2 separate regions of the Mus musculus genome follow, and region 2 is linked to region 1. The links are chromatin contacts, found by Hi-C or POLR2A ChIA-PET in ENCODE. All regions are on one chromosome and are shown on one strand. Each heading gives the region's core, a stretch centred on a gene start or an enhancer-like site at or near the end of the contact. The rest is flanking DNA. Distances are from core to core; before and after follow the strand shown. Region 1 holds the start of Nkx2-4 (NK2 homeobox 4). Region 2 holds the start of Xrn2 (5'-3' exoribonuclease 2).

What was found. A loop is a pair of places that touch in the nucleus more often than their neighbours do. ChIA-PET counts read pairs that join two places held with the same protein, here RNA polymerase II (POLR2A).
Region 2: POLR2A ChIA-PET joins it to region 1 with 18 read pairs in embryonic stem cell. The contact joins the promoter of Xrn2 here to the promoter of Nkx2-4 in region 1. A Hi-C loop is called at or near these places in 2 of 37 maps with a recorded cell type or tissue (T-helper 17 cell and heart). POLR2A ChIA-PET finds 5 or more read pairs at or near these places in 5 of 5 experiments (Patski and embryonic stem cell).

The regions. Positions count from the first base shown.
Region 1 is chr2:147,083,379-147,088,894 of GRCm38, forward strand. Nkx2-4 (NK2 homeobox 4) reads right to left here and starts at 1,967. Exons shown (of 2, transcript NM_023504.1): 1 at 1,517-1,967; 2 at 498-1,111. The coding sequence starts at 1,967. The coding sequence ends at 498. Gm34889 (a long non-coding RNA gene) reads left to right here and starts at 2,161. Exons shown (of 4, transcript XR_001783500.2): 1 at 2,161-2,244.
Region 2 is chr2:147,009,868-147,015,742 of GRCm38, forward strand. Xrn2 (5'-3' exoribonuclease 2) reads left to right here and starts at 3,132. Exons shown (of 30, transcript NM_011917.3): 1 at 3,132-3,329. The coding sequence starts at 3,255.

The DNA of each region.
Region 1 (5,516 bases), core at 717-3,216:
AATCACGTTGCTGTGTATATGATCCACTTTGGGCTACAATTCAATTTACTTTCAATCAAGCATTAACGAAATTGCACTTAGGGGAGGGGCTTTGCAAATTAATCTCCCAAAATAAATTCCACTTCAAGGATTCATCGTGAAAAGCTGGTTGATTTATAGAGATACAAACACCAACAAAGTTTCCGACTTCTAAAACTCTTGAGAGCTTTGGTTAGGAACGTGGTGAATGCGTATTCCGTCAGTCAGTTCTTCCGCATAACTTAGGAACTTCTGAAAGAAGGGAAATCACCACCTCAGAGTGTGGTGTCACATTATTCGGTCCGGGGCTGTTGCCTTCTCCCACCCCCAGTAAAGAGGTTCAGAGCAGCCTGACCCTCTCCGTGACTCATTCGTTCTTATCTCCATGCACTAAAGGGTCAGCATCTGTACATTTCCCCCATCCGTTCTTGCAGTTTCTTGGCGGATCCTGCGAGTCGCAGGCAGACCCTCGGGGCTCATCACCACGTTCTGCCATAGAGCAGGTTGGCGCCGAGCACGCCTCCGCCGTAGTCCCCGGTGGCCGCGTCCAGGGCCGCTAAGCCGCCCCCGGGACCATGCAGAGCGGGCGGGCTGGGCGACAGCTCCTCGAGCTCTGGCGCGGGCGTCGGGGCTTGCGGCTGCTGGCCTCCCTGGCCAGGCGTCGGGGTGCCCGCGCCGTTCTGGCACGGCTTGCCGTCCTTCACCAGCACCGGTACCGCCACGCGGCGCGGCGACGGCGGCGGCGGAGGCGGCGGGGGGCCCAGGCCGCCCTCCTGTTGCAGCTGCTGCGCCGCCTTGTCCTTGGCCTGCCTCTTCATCTTGTAGCGATGGTTCTGGAACCAGATCTTGACCTGCGTGGGCGTCAGGTGGATCATGCTGGCCAGGTGCTCGCGCTCGGGCGCCGACAGGTACTTCTGCTGCTTGAAGCGCCGCTCCAGCTCGTAGACCTGCGCTTGCGAGAAGAGCACTCGGCGCTTCCTTCGCGGCGCGGCCGCGTGCAGCGGTGCCAGCGACTTGGCGGCGTCCGCGATGCCGGTCAGCGAACCCATGCCGGCCACGTTCACGCCCGCCGACGGCCCCATGAACCTGGAGACTGGGGAGGGGGCCCAAGAAGGACGGCCGGTGAGCCCCGGGCCTGCGAGAACCGTTCCCGCCGACGCCCCGCTCGTTTTAAGTGACGGCACGGGGCCCCCGACTGGGTCGCGGCGTCCCACGAGCGCCGCGGCCCGAGCCCCACTCCCTCCGCGCACCCGGGGGCCCGGTGACCCCCGTGCGCCCCAGGAGGTTCCCGAGAAACCCCGCGAGTCCCGGGCCGCCCCGCGCGTCCCCAGCCTGGCCCCAGAACCCCTCGCGAGCCCGAGGCCGCGTGCCAGGACCCCCCGCGCGTCGACCCTCGGGCGCCGCTGACCAGGACGCCAGCACCCTCGCGCCCCGGCTGTGGCGGGAAAAGCCCGCGCCGCCAGCCCGCCCTCAGTCCCGCGCGTCTGGCCCCGCTCACTTGACGAGTAGCGCGGGTCCGTGTTGGCGCCGTACCAGCCGGTGGCCGCGGCCGCCGCGCCGCCCCGCATGCCGTCCGTGTAGGCGGGCAGCTCACCCATGTTGCCCAGGCCGCCGTTGCAGTAGCTGCCCATGGCGCTGTGCGGGAACTGCGAGACGCCGGGAGGCATGTGGTAGGTGGCGGCCGCCGCGGCCGCCGCCGCTGCCGCCGCTGCTGCCGCCGCCGCGTTGTGTCCGGCCATGGCGTGGGGCGGCTGCATGCCCGCCGCCACGGCCGCCGCCTGCGAGGAGGGGCCGCTCGGTGGCGCGCGGTAGGCAGCGGCCCCCAGGGGCGCCCCCAGGCCGGGCGGCGCACCGTCCATGACGCCGCCGAACTTCTTGTAGGTCTCCTCGATGGGGCTCAGGATGTCGGAAACGGAGAAGGGCGTCGTGTGCTTGGGGCTCAACGACATGGCTCGGCGGACGGCCAGGTAGGGGGGCCCGGGGCGGGCGCGGGCGGGACGCGGCGGCCGCTCGTCGCCGCCGCCGCCACTTCGGCCCGGCGGCAGCGCCAGTGGAGAGCTGTCCGCGGCGCGGCGAGCCCCCGAGCTGCGGGATCTCGGGTTTATTTTAGTCCAGTGCCAGGTTTACGACAGACTCGGGGGGCGGAGCAACATCCCCAACGAGCAAACAATGGTCATTGACATCTTTTTCTCTCACCCCCCTTCCAGATAACGGAGGCAAAAAAAGGTAAAGGGCCAGTTGGGTGTTTCTGGAAAAGATTGCCCCCCTTTCTAGCTCCATCCTTCGCGCTTCTATCCGGGTTACCTTTAGCCCTAGAGAAATAAAAACTCAGAGGCCACTGAAAGAGCCACGCTTGTTTCATGCAGACTGTGAGTTTTCCTAAAGTGACTTTGTGGCAAAGTTCAGTAGAACGTCGAGGGGTGGGTGTGTGTGTGGGGGGGGGAGGACAAACAGCTGTTAAGTTTGGGAGGGGGATGCTTTTCAGGGCTCTCTTCCTTTCTAGCTATCAGCCCCTCACTGGCTCCATCATCTAAAGTGTTAAAAATAAAGGGGGCTCTTGGGTCCCACCATAAGAGCACATAAAGAGGAGAGGTACAATGACCGTCCTCTGCCATTGTAGGGCTCTCTAATTTATGCATCGTTAGATCCTTTAAAGCGTCATTTTGTAGGCAACCTAACGGACACTTCCAAATTAGCTCAAAGTATACAAATCCAAAGAAGAGGTACAGCACGCAGAGAGAGAGATGCTGACTTGTAAGTATGGTGCTCCTACTCTCAGGGTAGAAACTGAACAAGATGAAGTGTATTTGCTAAAAAAGTTTCATATTTAATTTGCACCTTCATTACCGCTATATTTTCTTTGTCCTCATCCCCAGAATCTGACTTAGGGTTTATTCTTCTGTCACTATCCTGATATGAGAGAATGAGGGAAAGAGAAAAAGAGGGAAGGGAGGGGGAGGGAGGGAAAGATGGAGGGAGGGAGGGAGAGAGAGAGAGAGAGAGAAAGAGAGAGAGAGAGAATTCAAGTATGTCTACTTGTTTGTAATGGATCTTTTTGGTGGTGTTGGGAAAATAACCTGTTTAAAAAGTATCAACGTTGATGTGGATGCAGAAAGCAGGTTAAAACGACAGCTCTCTTGAAAAAATTCAAACCCATAAGCTGATTTTTTAAAAAAAAAAATTCGTTTCTTGGTATACAAATGTTCCTGCATAACAAAGAACTTATACTTTATGAACTTACAGTAAGTGCAAGACAAAAGACAAAGAAGTGTGCAGGTACCAGTAAAATTGGAAAACATGGGGATGAGCAGGGAAACAAAGACACATTTTAAAAGTTTTCCTCAAAACTGGAGTAGAAGAAAGAAAAGTGTTTCTTATGCAAGATTTTATTGTATCTAAAAACAAAGGCGTGACCACCAAAGTTTAACCTGGACTCACATGCCGTGGAGATCTGAACTGCTCCACATTCTCTTTTTCTTGGTTTCAGCCCTGTGGTGTGAATGCCCTTGATGGTTTTGTCTTATTATTTTAGTCAACATCTGTGTTCATTTCAGTGTCCTTTTGCAAAGAATCTGCCTGTTGTAGGGAGAAAAAAAGACCATATGGTCACTCATGGAAAGAAAATGACAACCAGAATAGTGGTTAATATTTTAAAACACATACTGTGGGACAAAATGCCAGGTCCTAGCAGTTGTTTATAGACATCAGTTACTGTCTTAACAAGATTAGTGTTGCTACATTCTGACACAATGCTACTTTTACAGGTCTTTCCTGGACTTGGGACACTTGAGCTAGGTCACTTATGCTGGAACTGCCTACTTATATTTCTTGAACTAATGATACACAAAGAAACCTTTAGGGGGGGAGGGCACTCAAATGCTGGGATCCTTTTACAATGTGGGTTTTAAACTTTTTTTTTTTACCTTAAATTGTATTCCTTACTACTTACTAGCTTAAAAACAACAAAATGTAATCTTAAACTTTAAACAAAGATAAGGTAAGTAAATATAGTTGCCATAATATCTGTGAATATGAAAGCCTCTTGCAAACCATTATTTTTTTCAAGCTTAGACACATTTCAAACATGAAGCAGTTATCATAAACTTCATGCTGATGAGCTAGCCAAGCCAGAAAACTTGGTTAGAGGTCTTTTTCAGATTAATTTTTTATTTTCAAGTTATATATTTATCTTGTGACATTTTATTTGTAAAACTCCAGTGTGGCAATTTTATAAGTGCTTATACTATATTTTGTTCAGTTTATCAATGCACGCAGATCTGGAGGTTTCCCACTATAAAATGAAAACATAAAACAAAACAGAATTTCTAATGAAATTCACTTTCTGACTGTTTAGGAACATCATAGGCCAAGTAGAATTCTTTTCCTGGACATGAAATGTTCTGGAAGAAAAAAAAAATTCTTAAAATCCCCCACATTTTCTTTTATCAGTTATTTGTGTCTTACCCTAGAAATTTCATACCTTTAAAATATAGTTGCTATTTGGATGTGTGCACGTGAGCTTGATAATAGACTCTGGAGGATGTAAACATTAGTATATCAAACTAATGACAAAATAGTTTGATACTCTGTTGAAGATTTCCATCAAACTCATTTCATCCAATTATTCTCTGCCCAAACTGTGAATGGAAATTTATAGTTAGTGATAGTTAAATTCTATTGACTATATGTCACGAAAATGTATTTCTCAGGAATGCTTTCTTGTTATTTCCTCCCCTTTTCTTAGCACTTAGCAGAAAGAAAGGAAAGAAAGAAACTCTTAAAGAGAATACAGTAGTGAAAAGAGATGGTTCTCCTTCTCTTAATCTAGTCTCCTTTCCCATTTCCTCTCCTCACAACACTTGACATTGTATTCTGCTAGGATTGGCTCCACGTCTTGAAGCACAATACTACTTTACATACAGGGGACAGCATTTGTTTGGTTTTTGGTGCCTTGACTCTTTTTCATAGTTTAGATTTTTGTAGTTTCACACAACACTGAAAACATACCATAAGACAGCCTATAGCAGAAAAAAAATTGCTAGACAAAAAGATTCAATAGGTTTATTCTTTGAAAAAAAACCCAAAAATTGACATTTATTGAAAATCTCTGATATGTTAGCTAACTTACAAAAATCCTAACAAGAATCTAAATTAAACTAAAATTCTAAAATCAGAAGCAAGAGTCTTCCCTGCAATTGGGATTTACAGTTGTCAGGCAGCTCAGCCAGAGCGCCTAGGGAGAGAGGAGAAACCTTGTGACAGACCCCTTTTGAAGTAGAGTTCCAGCAAGAACCAAGAGGGAGACTTTGTCTTTCTATGGTGGCACATAGATTGTCAATAGCTCCTGGATTTCTGCATCAGGGTGACTGTTCTTGAAAATATTACTCTTTGCTGAATAACCAAGAATATAAGTGCTGTTTAGAAATGAGACACTTGCTGCACTTAGAATTAGTTTGGAATACTTGTAACTTATTTGATTAGTGAAATTCTCATGTTGG
Region 2 (5,875 bases), core at 1,882-4,381, 72 kb before region 1:
GGTCCTCTGCAAGAGCAGTTAAGTGCTCTTAACTGCTGAGCACCAAATGTCAAATTTTTCTACCTCTTCTATGTAAATCATTTCACTATGCAAGTAATTGGGCTGAGTACTTCCCTAAATTTTGTAACTGGCTTATTAGGACAAGTCTTTACAATAGACAGGAACTTAGCACAGAATAGCTTAGCGCTGTGCGTGTGTGTGTTGGGGGTGGTGGGAGAGGCTCATGTAATGTACAAACTTATTGTTACTTCTCTAATGCTGTGATAAAATACTATGACCAAAGCGGTTTATAAACGGGTTTATTTGAGCTTACAGTTTCAGAGGAAGAAGAATCCATCACCATGGAGGTTGGGAAGCATGGCAGCAGGCAGGCATGGCAGCTGGCACAGAAAGCTGAGAGCTCCTGCCTTAAACTGCAAGCAAGAAGCAGAGAGAGCAGACGCGGAATGTTGTGTGGCTTTTGAAACTCTCAAAGCCCACTTCCTGTAACACACTCACTCCAACAAGGTCACACCTCCTACTTCTCCAAAAATGGCCACCAACTGGGGACCAAGCATTCAAATGCCTGAGACTATGGGGGGCATCTCATACAAACCACACCTATCAATCACATTACAAGAAGAGAGATTTTTTAGCCCCAAATCCCCTGGAACCAGACTTAGACCTGTTGTTGGATGATAGGCTTTTTTCTTTCCCTCAGTGATGCAGTTATGGGCCAGATTAGACCACATGCAAAGTAGTTAAAGGCAGGCTTATTAGGAGGCAGCTCTCAGGTGGGTTCACTGGTCTCATAGGTGGAGGTCAGTGAAGTCAAACAGCTAGGCTAGAAGCAGGGGCATTTCTGAGTCTTGGGCTCAGGGTGTGAACTAGGAGCTGGGATTGTGTCTACATATGGTCAAAAACTGAGTCTCTGGGCAGGCACTCTTGGGTGCGTTGTGGGAAACATGGAGACAAGGCATGGTGACCTGTTAGCTGGGAGTTCTTTCCAAGTAGGTGGGGGAATTTTTTCTGAGTGGCAGGGGCTAGAGGTGGGGAAGGAGGGCAAATAGGGTTTCCCAGCTTGTGCAGAGGGATGACCAGGGGTTCCAGCCTAACACTGTAGACTAGCATGTTCCTGTATATTTCCTTTGTTTTTTGACCCAGGCTACTCTCCTGCCTCTTCAGCCGTTTTAGTGCTAGGATTACTGGTGTGTGGCCTCTTTGCCAGACTAGGAAGTTTCGGTGCTTATCATTTTATGCAGCTTTGCCTTCTTTTTACATTTCAAAGTTCAAAACCACTTGTGATGGACTCTGGGGGAGGGGCTCAATGTAGCAAGCTGCCTGCTCCTATCCAACTGCCTATGAATTTGTGTTCATATAAGAACATAGCACAGCCGGGCGTGGTGGCGCACGCCTTTAATCCCAGCACTCGGGAGGCAGAGGCAGGCGGATTTCTGGAGTTCGAGGCCAGCCTGGTCTACAAAGTGAGCTCCAGGACAGCCAGGGCTATACAGAGAAACCCTGTCTCGAAAAACCAAAAAAAAAAAAAAAAAAAAAAAGAACATAGCACATCCCAGAGGACACAAACTCTTAAGAAGGGGCTATTTCCAAATAATATTCTTAAACACACACACACAAACACATATACGTGTACACACACATATGTGTATATATACACTATTCTAAAACTAAACATAGGCTAGCTACCTCTCTAAGCATTTAAGTTACCTCTACATTAGCATTTAAATGAAGTCATTAAACCATTGAGGAAGGGGCAACCTTTACTGCCTGACAAGCAGCAGAGAAACACTTTAGAGGTCTCTTAAGGTGAGCCTTTGTGATTGTGATTTGTCAGGCCTAGGGGGGATTCAGGGAAGAGACTTTCAAGCTTGAGCAAATGGGCAGATACCTCCCTCCTCTTTCTAGACTTCTTTCATATGCTGCAGGTGGGATGGGGGATATGACAGGGTACATTTGAAGCCACCAGAAAAGAAGGGATACAAATATCATGTTGGTTGAGAACAGAGGATTAAATGACCCTTGGTTAAAGTGAAATACAAGCAGTATGAATAAGCAAGCAATTTAGCTCTTTGATAACCCGTTATCTGTGTTACAAAAACAAAAAACCAAACCCCCCCCAAAAACGGTAGAGCAAGACCACAGGATGGGTGGAGTTGTTACACTGTGCCTGACTCAGGCAAACAATCACTGCCTCAAGGCCAGGCTGTTACTGCCCACATAGAAACAGGCTTCCTCAAAACAAGCCCCTTTTAGCTTTTTACTTTCCTGCCTGCTGCATGCACGTAATCTAATAAACTGCTTTTTCTGTTTGGAGAATATTTTTTACACTGGAGTCACCCAAATGACACGGCCAGCCAGCACAGAAGGCTCAACTGGTGATTAAATAAGAAAATTCTTTAGTTCCTTGCCTAAGCACATCACAGGTACTCAATAAATGCTAGAACGTGATATTAGCAAATTTTGGCTAGACTCTGCAACTGTTTAAAGTGACCTCGTTGGGCTGAGAGATGGCTCAGCAGTAAAGCGTTCATGCTGTTTTTCCAAAGTAGAGTTTGATTGCTGGCAGCCACAGCAGGCTGAATACTGCTGTTTGTAACTCCAGCTCCAGGGGATTTGAAACCTCTGGCCTCCACAGGTACCAGCACTCGTTCACAAAGCCACATGTACATATACACACATTGCGTAACTAAAAATAAATCTTAAACATATTTTTAAAAAGTTGCTTATGCAAAGCAGATTTTAAAAAAAAATTGCAAAACACTTGAGGATGCTTTTTCATAGTTCGGCCAGGCACAGCAGCATAGAAATGAGAGAAACCAGGAAATGGAAACTAGAGTGTAGATGCTTCTATTCAGCTCAAGACTGATTGTGAGAAAGGAAGTAAGATAGGCCACGCCTTTCCAAAGTCTCGGCCACACAAGGACTTTGCGGCTGCGGGCCTAATGTGGCCGGCGCTCTTGGCTGGATTGCCGGAGAAGGCATCCGCCAGGAGTCGGCTCTCAAAGGCTTTACCAGAGAACGCGGCGAGCCAGGTCTACAGCTCGCCCAGCCGGGCCTCCACTCCGGCAGTCTAAATGAACTTCCACTTAACCGAGCTCCTTTCCCTGCATCCCCCGCGGTGGTGGTATGACGTAACTTCCGGCCGCTGAACGCACGTGGGAGGAAGTGCTGGTGCCCGCGGCTGCCGCTCCTGCTAGTCTCGTTGGTTACACTCTCCCGCTGGCCCGGCTGCTGTTTCGAGCTGCCCGCTGGTCATGGGAGTCCCGGCGTTCTTCCGCTGGCTCAGCCGCAAGTACCCGTCCATCATTGTCAACTGCGTGGAGGAGAAGGTGAGGAGGCGGCCAGTACGCCGGAGTGGGGACCCGGCGTGGCAGGTCTAGGCCGAGGCCCTCGGGGATGGGCGCCCGCCCCAAGCTGCCTCACGGGCCGCTTCGCGGGTTCGCGGTTCCGGAGGCGGTCTGGGCGGAGCGAGGGCGAGTAGGGGGCTTTGGGGGCTTGGGCGGCTCCTCCCCCGCCTGCGAAGCGGGGCACCCCAGGCTCCGCCCACGGCTTTGTTCCCTCCGCGCCGCTCACTGAGCTCCAAAGGGCGCCCAGGCTAGTCAGCCCCCCTAGCGCGGGCAGCAAGGTTGGCAGGGTAGGGACCGCTGGTTGGTCCACTGTCTTGAGCCCGGAGTTCCCGTTGGCTGGATCGCTTGTTTTCCACCCGAGCCTGGCCATTTGTTGCAGTTAAGCGTGCGCGGGCAGCAGCTAGTTACGAAGGACTAGGCTAGGGGAGCGCTCTTTCTCCCTGGCGGGCTTTGCTGTACGAATGCCGGGCAGCTCGCTGTGTTTCACTTCCTGCCTCCGTTAGTTTGCTAGTTTACAGGCAGACTTTTAAGTCGTTCCGATTCGTGAGTGTTGCTTTTGTCGTTCGCGTAATTCTGTCGAGTTCGACTTTGTACTCTAAGTTAGAATTTCTGGATTGGAAAAGTTCCGGGCACATGTGTCCCCTCCCACTTTCGGCTTTAGAACCGCCTCTCTCCAAGAACCTATTTCTCCCGCTGAAGTTATTTACTTTCTCACTTCCTGTCTTAGAAGAAACCAAAAGCTTTGTTTTGGTGACAATCCTAGTATATTTTTGTGTTCTCCAAAGACAAATTGCTAAGCTGAACCATTATTTCTTTATAAACATTGTGTTCTCCTGGGGGGGGGGGGTCTTCCAAAGGGAGAGCCACTTTTTCGTAACAGACACTTTGAACTGTTTTGGTTGTGTCTCTTAATATGGTTAAGTTTGATTTATCGGTTTTAGGTCTATCTAATTTTGGGTAGAAGAGGAATTAGCTATTTATTCACCACCACCCCAGTTTTTCTAATGCTAATCCATAAATCTGACGGTAAAATTTGTAATTTAACGGAGAACTCGTTTAAACGTATATCGGGCCAAGGCGTGGCACATACTTTTACTCCCAGCACTTGGGAGAGAGGTAGGCTTGAGTTTTGGAGGTCAGCCAGATATACACAGAGTTCAAAGCAAACCAAGGCTTACGTAATGAGACCCTCTTGCAAAACAAACAAAAATTCTATCGCCTATACAAAGTATCATTTCTATTTCTAAGATTGATGTTATTTCCCCGCACCCCCCCCCCCAGCTGTTTAACTTTTTGGTTCCCCTGTACATTTTAGTTCTCATTCAAGATTGTCAAACCTTTGACCATACAAGCTTCGATAGAAGCAGTGTTGTTGGCTGTTTTTAATTGTGATTGTAGTTTAGGCTGTTTATCTTTTATTCGCGCTAGCTCCTCCCTTACCCCCTCCCTTTCACCCCTAGTTGGGTACACTTTATACCTTTCCCCATCCAAATTCTTTTATCAGGCATTCCGTCAAGTCCTTTTTTTTTTTTTTTTTTTTTTTTTTTGGTCCATTGCGCCTCTTTTTTTTATTAGGTATTTTCCTCATTTACATTTCCAATGCTATCCCAAAAGTCCCCCATACCCTCCTCCCCACTCCCCTACCCACCCACTCCCACTTTTTGGCCCTGGCGTTCCCCTGTACTGGGGCCATTGCGCCTCTTTTAAGTATTAATTTTTTAATTTTTTAAGTAGGATCTCCCTACTTAGCCACAAACTCCAGACCCTCAGACACAGGCAAGCTGGGATTGCCTGTATACTGCCACTCCCAGCCTGGAGTTGTCTTTATGTCTGTTTTCTTCACAGCACTTTTTTCAGTATGCTTCCTGGAAAGGTGCTTCTTGAGAATTACTCTTTGCTAAATAGCTCATCTTTCTTGGCTTAAATCTATCCTTGGTTTTTACGTTTGAATTGACTTTTTAGAAAATGCCACTGTGTGATCTGAGTTTTCTGTCATTGTAGGTCCCAAAATTTATTTTCTCCATGAGTATGAGTCCAAGCTGGAAAACCATTTCCCATGAAGATGTTGGAAACACTCTTTCCAGCTGTTATTGTTGATGAAAAGTCACATATTTTCTTTTAAGACAAGGTCTCACTGTGTTGCTCTGGTTGGCCTCAAATTTGACTGTCTCTAATTTCCCAAGTGCTGGGATTAAAGGTGCTGGCCCCTAGGCCTGCCAGTTTTGTGACATTTATTTAGCCAGGTTTTTGGTAGCATTTGCCATGTATCAGACCCTGTTCTGGGCACTGTATTGATATTATGGTGTTAGGTACTTATTTCGGAAAAGAAAGTTGTTTTTCAAGCTTTTGAAAATTTTCAATATTTTTGATAACCTATTCAGCTAACGTCAGTACCAGTGTGAAAACTGGGAAGGTCATGTGCCTAACTTATGACCCTCCCCTTTTATTGTTCAGAATTGATCAGTTTTTTGAGTGCTTGTATTAGTTATTTTCAGTGTTTTCATTGTGCCATTTGCACACATTTACAT